Regions from separate parts of the Mus musculus genome. Here region 1 is linked to region 2. A link is a loop called in an ENCODE intact Hi-C map of the cell type or tissue named here. Cell type or tissue: left cerebral cortex. All regions are shown on one strand. Each heading gives the region's core, and the rest is flanking DNA. Links, peaks and the distances in the headings are about the cores only.

Region 1 (2,910 bases), core at 303-2,802, 210 kb after region 2:
GGGTTTATTTCCTCTTGCAATTCCAGATCCCAAGTCTATCGAAGGGAGAACTCAAGGCAGGCCTGCTTGCTATGCCATCAGCATTACCTCTGTCTGAGGAACTCCTTTCACAGTCAGAGAAGTTCAGCAGAAGCCATGGCTCACAGGTCAGCTTGTGCTCTGCTAGAGAAAAATTGTATCCCCGTACATACTATTTAGTGCATTCCCATGCACACTATTTAAATCTTACCTTTATTTTCAAAATTTAATATTTAAATGGCAAAGAATTTAATAAATGCTTTATAGTATCTTAAAGGGATCTACTTTTTGGCTTATAGATTGATCCTAAAACAGCTATCTTATTAGGAAAGGGAAAAACAGGTTTTCTACACAGAACGCTGCAGAAACATATTAATTCGTGTGACGAGCTGGCAGGTAAGTTGACTCAGTGTCCTGATTGTAATGACTAAAAAACTAAATTAAATTCATGTTTTAGATCCATCCTTGCTTGTCATTTTTCCAGTTTAGACTAGCTTCTAGCCTTTTAACTTTATGGCAATAGTTCATCAGAGACTGTGCATACTGACTTGGTAAAATTAGTCATTTAATAGAGTCATAATGATTTTCTCTTTTCTTCAGTGTGACCAGTCATTCTAACTCAATCTTAGACTGGTCTAATATTCAGTCCAATGTTAGAGACTCCTATATTCTAAATTACCTAGCAAAGTTAATTCAGAGCACATCCCCCAAGGTCACCAAAGGCTCATCTTGCCTTTACCTTATTTGTTCTAAATATTTTGCAACCAATATTAAAGGTCAGTCTGCAGTGGATCGCCACTGGCATCTAGTTACTTCTAATTGTTATGCATTGGTAAAATGAAAGGACCCACTGACTAGCGAATAGAAGGGTCCAGATCCGGTTCTAATCTGGGGAAGGGGCTCGGTTTGTGTTTTTTCACGAGATAAAGATAGAGCGCGGTGGCTGCCAGAGAGATTAATTCGTCAGATGAACACAGATTCTGACTCTTCTTATAAGTATCACCTTGAGGACTAAAATTCCTCTTTTGCTTACTATTCAGCTGGAAACTAAAGCTCCCAGGAAAGCTGTTTTCCTGCTACTCTCTGAGCCAGTTCCCCGACAGGAGGCCAGAGACTAGCCTTAGCTTTACAATTTGCAACTGAATAAAGTACCTGAGCTTCCCCAAAAGCAGCTTTGTGATGTTACTCTTCACTCTCTAAGATTTTTGTCTTTCAAGCAGGTTTCAGGCTGGGGAAGGGGAGACTACAAGTGTGTTTTTCAAACATGAACTTGCTGTTGAGCCCAGGCTGGCCTGGGACTCATGCCTTAGCCCCAGGACTGGAATTACACCATCTCTATGAATATATGTAGTGAACATACACACATTGCATAGGCACACTAAACTCAAGTAGCTGCCTCCCTGTGGGGAAGAAATCCTAAGAAAGGGTCTGTGGGGCCTCCTGTATGCATTCTCCTCTTCGTGTCACCTGTCCTGGGTAGTACACACTTTTCCTGCTTTATGACATTTTCATATGTTCTTGTGCATACATGCATGACACGATGCACATGTAAGAGTCAGAGAACTTCTGGGAGTTCATTTCATCCTTCCACTGTGTGACCATACTTGCGATGTCAGGCCTGGCACAAGTGCCTTTACCGGCTGAGCCACCCCATGGTCTGTATTATCTTCTACATACTAGTGTTTAGGTTTGTAGAGTGTGATTTTAAAGGAGAGTTGCCACCTAGTGGACACACTTAAATAGAACCTTTAAAAATCTTACCTACTAGGTTTTTAAACTATTTTCAGACAAGGACCAGAACCTTTCTGCTTTTTTTTTTTTTCTCAAAAGCCTTTCTAGCTCCAAACCATTGGTGAGAAGACACATTTGGAATGACCAAGAACACCCATTTTGGGTTTGACCCAACCTAGAATTTAACATCACTTTTGTTATTTACTGTGTAGCTTCAGGGAGAGTATCATGTTTTTCTGTATCTACATGAATTTGTATTCACACCTTTATCAAACATGAGGAATCCTTTTAATTTTTAAAAAAGATTTTATTATATGTGAGTACACTGTAGCTATACTTACAGAAGTAAGAGGGCATTGGATCTCACTACAGATGGCTGTGAGCCACCATGTGGCTGCTGGGAACTGAACTCAGGACCTCTGGAAGAGCAGTCAGTGTTCTTAACCACTGAGCCATCTCTCCAGCCCCATGAAGAATTTTCTTGATGGAGCTATAAAAGAAGTGCCTCACTGGAGTTTACTAAAGGTATGTACCAGGGTGAAGGTAGGATTGCTCTGTTTTTTAAAATAAATTTAATACTGTCTGTGGATGTGTGTGAATGCAGGTGCATGCCAGATGGCTGTGGTCAGAGGACAACTTTTGGGAGTCAGCCTTTTCCTTCAGCTCTGGAGATGCAATTCATGGGGTTAATGGTTTACTGAATGGTTAAACTCATTTGAGATGTGTGGCCTCAAGTAACAGGCTCAAACTCTTTTTCAGATAGGGTTTCTTCTCTATGTAGCCCTGGCTATCCTAGAATGTGCTTTGTAGACCAGCCTGGCCTTGAACTCAGAGATCTACCTTGCTCTTCCTCCTGGGTGCTGACATTAAAGGTGTAAGTCATCTTGCTAGAGAGATGGCTCAGCTGTTACGAGCACTGGCTGCTCTTCCAGAGGACCCAGATCAACTTCCAGCACCCACACGGCAGCTCACAACTTGTCTGTAACTCTGGTCCCAGAGGATTCTGACATCCTCAGACAGACAGATGCACAGGCGAAACACCAATGCACATACAATTAAAAAGTGTGTGTCGCCACACCCAGCCTGGTCTTAAATTCTTGGTCCTCCTGTTTCAGGCTCTTGGTCTCAACTGAGATCCCAGGTGTGCACCACACGCTACAG
Region 2 (2,910 bases), core at 223-2,722:
TTTTGGTTCCAGGGCTGTCATGTGACATTATAGGTATCATCTCAACATAGCTAGCGGACCTCCACTTTGAGTGGAAGCATTCAGAAACCAAGTGTCTACAGTTCTATTTCCACTACAAGTTATCTAAGCTGGCCACGTGATAAACACGCCCCACGAAGCAGCGAGTTACTACCTGGCTGGGGAGCTCTCAGGGTTAATCGACCATGACGCCCTGGTGTTAAGGAGTTTAAAACAAAGCATTTAATCTGGTTTCCTTATGATAACAATCCCTGGGTCTGGTCTGCACTGAGCAGGACAAGGAATTTCTAAGGAAATGAGAATATATTTACATCTTCTGCTCTCTCTCGAGTGATGTCAGGATTTGTCTACCATAACATCCATCTGGATATTTAAGAGGTGGCAGTGACAATTTGTAAGAATTCATGCTCAAACCCTGACGGAAGAGAAGACATCCCAACTCACAGCGCAGCAGCGGACCCGGCACATTGCAATCTCACTGACTGTGACTAACGCAGAAGAGCAGATTCGGGCTTCTCAATGTTAGCGTTTACCTTTCATGAAGGTTGTGTATAAGGCATAGAAGCGGGGGAAATGACGCCCCAAGAAACGATGGTACGATCCGTTAATCGCTCTTGTCTTGGTCACCACGTAAGAAATCAAGTTCTTCACGTCCGCCTTCGGAGAAAGGTGAAGCTTTGAAGACCTACAACGAAGACCAAAGAGACTATCTGCGAAGGAGTAGAAGCCATTCGGTACGTAGGACCCCTCGGTAAACATACGGTTTCTGAGAGCGATTGCCAGAACTCTTCTGAAAACCCAAGCTCAGGGTTAGGGTTGGTATGAGAGGGGCAGATCATGCAGAAAGGTGTGAGCGTGGAGCGTGCGCAAAGCCTGCGGGGCCAGGAGAATGCAAGCTGAAGCCATGGAGAGATGGGAAGGGGAAGCTGAAAGATGAGCTCAGGATGTGCGGGGACAATCGGGTGGACACGGAGTACGGAGAGGGACAGGGACGGGCGTTCGGTGGGAATCCTGCATGGAAAAGCAAAACCCAGGGCCCAAGGCAGGGGATCCCGAGAGGCGGAGGCTGAGCCGCTGGAAGGGCTTCTACATCAAAAATGCTCTTCTTTCTCCAGGGCCCTCACCGAGGGGCTCGCCACGCAGGGCCAGAGCGGCCCAGCTGCAGCCTCCGGGTGACAAAGGGTCCAGGGGCGACAGTCGAACCCCACAGAGCAGCCCGAGCCCAGCACACCCTGGACAGCGCCATCTTCACAGCAGGGGAGGGAGCGCGGAGAGAGGTCGTCTCCGGGTCAGAGTGCGCCCCGCAGCACGCACGCGCCGCCCCTCCACGCCGACAGGCGGCTGCGAGCCGCCCCGCGCCCCCCGGGCGAGCCCGGGCGGGGACCCGGATTGGACGCGGCGACGCTTCCGCGCGCAGGACCGGAAGCGAGCCTCCCCGAGGGAGCGAGCGCCGGCCCAGCCTGAGGTCGCTATCGTGAGCCGAGGACGGCGTCTCCTTGAGGAACCCAGTGCCCTCGTCGGTCCCTGGGGGCTCGGGGCCGCGGGCGCTGCCCTTGACCTCTGTGGGAGCCCGGGGTCGTGGCCCCGATGGCGGCGGCGCGGGGTGGCGCTGCGCCCTCTAGTGGCGGCGGCCGGCAGGGCTCCGCCCTCCATCAATCTGGCGGCAGGTGTAGAACCCCTTTCCAACCCTCGCTTTCTGGTCCTCACGCGCCCTTGTCACGGAGTAGGTGCGCGGTGGATATTTTTTGGAGAAATGACTACTTGAAACTCGGAAGGGTTTCTAGGCGTCCAGCTGTCCGCGAGAGTCGACGGCCCTCTTGTGTCCATAGGCATTTTAACGGACGTGAAGCACGCTGAAGCCATGCGTCTGCAGTCAGGTTTAGTGTGGGGGACCTTGGACAGGTCACTTCGGTGAACTTCATGTGGGTTGTACCTGTGTTGCAGAATTCTGTGAAGATCGAAGGATGAAATGTTTGCATGTTTGCAAAAGCTCCCACGTCTGTAGAACATCTCCGTGTTTGGAGGGCTGGTGGTTTGAACAGTTGCAAAGCTGTTCTCTGCAAGAGGAGGTAGGTAGGTAGGATAGAAAATGACCAAAAGATGGGTTCTCTCGGTTCTCAGGTAGCTTCTAAGTCCCTCAACTACGGTGTCTCCGGCTCGCTAATAGAACTCCCAGGAGACACGAGCGCAGTCACAGACGGTTTTCTAACAGAAATGGAAAGGCACTGCCTGGGAGAACAAACTAAAGGGAGGGCATTTTGTGTAGTCCAGGGTGTGGGGGGGGGGGCGGGGGGGGGGAGGTCGTCCTGGGTAAAGTGCTGAGTAAGCTTAAGGACCTGAGTTCAATCCCTGACTCTAACGCCAAAAGCTGGGCACGGTGGTCTGTGCCTATGACCGCCTCCCCACCCCACCCCCAACACACCCACGTCCTGGCCTCTGTGCAGGGGAACCCGGAGCTTCTTTAGAGCTGAGACCCAGGCAGGAGGAGCCCTGGCACTTGCTAGCCAGCCAGTCTAGCCAAGTTAGCAAGTTACAGGGTTAGAGGGGACCCTGTCCAAAAAAAAAAAAAAAAGATATGTGCATATCCAACACCAGGCATGCGCAAACATGTACACAAACTACAAAAAGAAAAAATGTGATACGGATTCTACGGATTCATTTCCTCACATAGCTGCTGAGTATTTCTTCTTCCATTCCCCTTCCACTGACATACAGGTAACGAGTGTGTGTGCACACAAGCTCAGTCTCTGTCTGTCTCTCTCTGTCCAGCCCACAGTGCGTACATTTATAATCCCAGCACTGCAGTGGGGAAGGTGAGAGGTAGAAATAGGAAAATGTCCAGAATCTCGGAGGCCAGCTTGTCTGGAACGCCCTGCAGGGAAAAGAGACTGA

Evidence for each region. A loop is a pair of places that touch in the nucleus more often than their neighbours do. Peaks named below come from ENCODE experiments on the same cell type or tissue, not always from the same donor. Only the 100,000 strongest peaks of a DNase experiment are listed, where the experiment ranks them.
Region 1: a loop joins it to region 2, with 2.2 times the contacts of the local background. A loop is called at or near these places in 16 of 42 quality-filtered maps.

The regions. Positions count from the first base shown.
Region 1 is chr15:100,262,236-100,265,145 of GRCm38, reverse strand. No RefSeq gene overlaps it. Among named protein-coding and RNA genes, the nearest start is that of Tmprss12, 17 kb to the left of the region's middle. In left cerebral cortex, for the core only: a CTCF peak has its summit at 1,743 (motif pointing left); a DNase peak (open chromatin) is centred at 1,686.
Region 2 is chr15:100,467,478-100,470,387 of GRCm38, reverse strand. Letmd1 (LETM1 domain containing 1) reads right to left here and starts at 1,377. Exons shown (of 9, transcript NM_134093.3): 1 at 1,143-1,377; 2 at 552-703. The coding sequence starts at 1,264. It overlaps 5330439K02Rik (a long non-coding RNA gene), which reads left to right and starts at 2,021. Exons shown (of 3, transcript XR_001781773.2): 1 at 2,021-2,087. In left cerebral cortex, for the core only: CTCF peaks have their summits at 1,422 and 1,624 (motif pointing left); a DNase peak (open chromatin) is centred at 1,338; H3K4me3 peaks cover 2,313 bases; H3K27ac peaks cover 1,243 bases.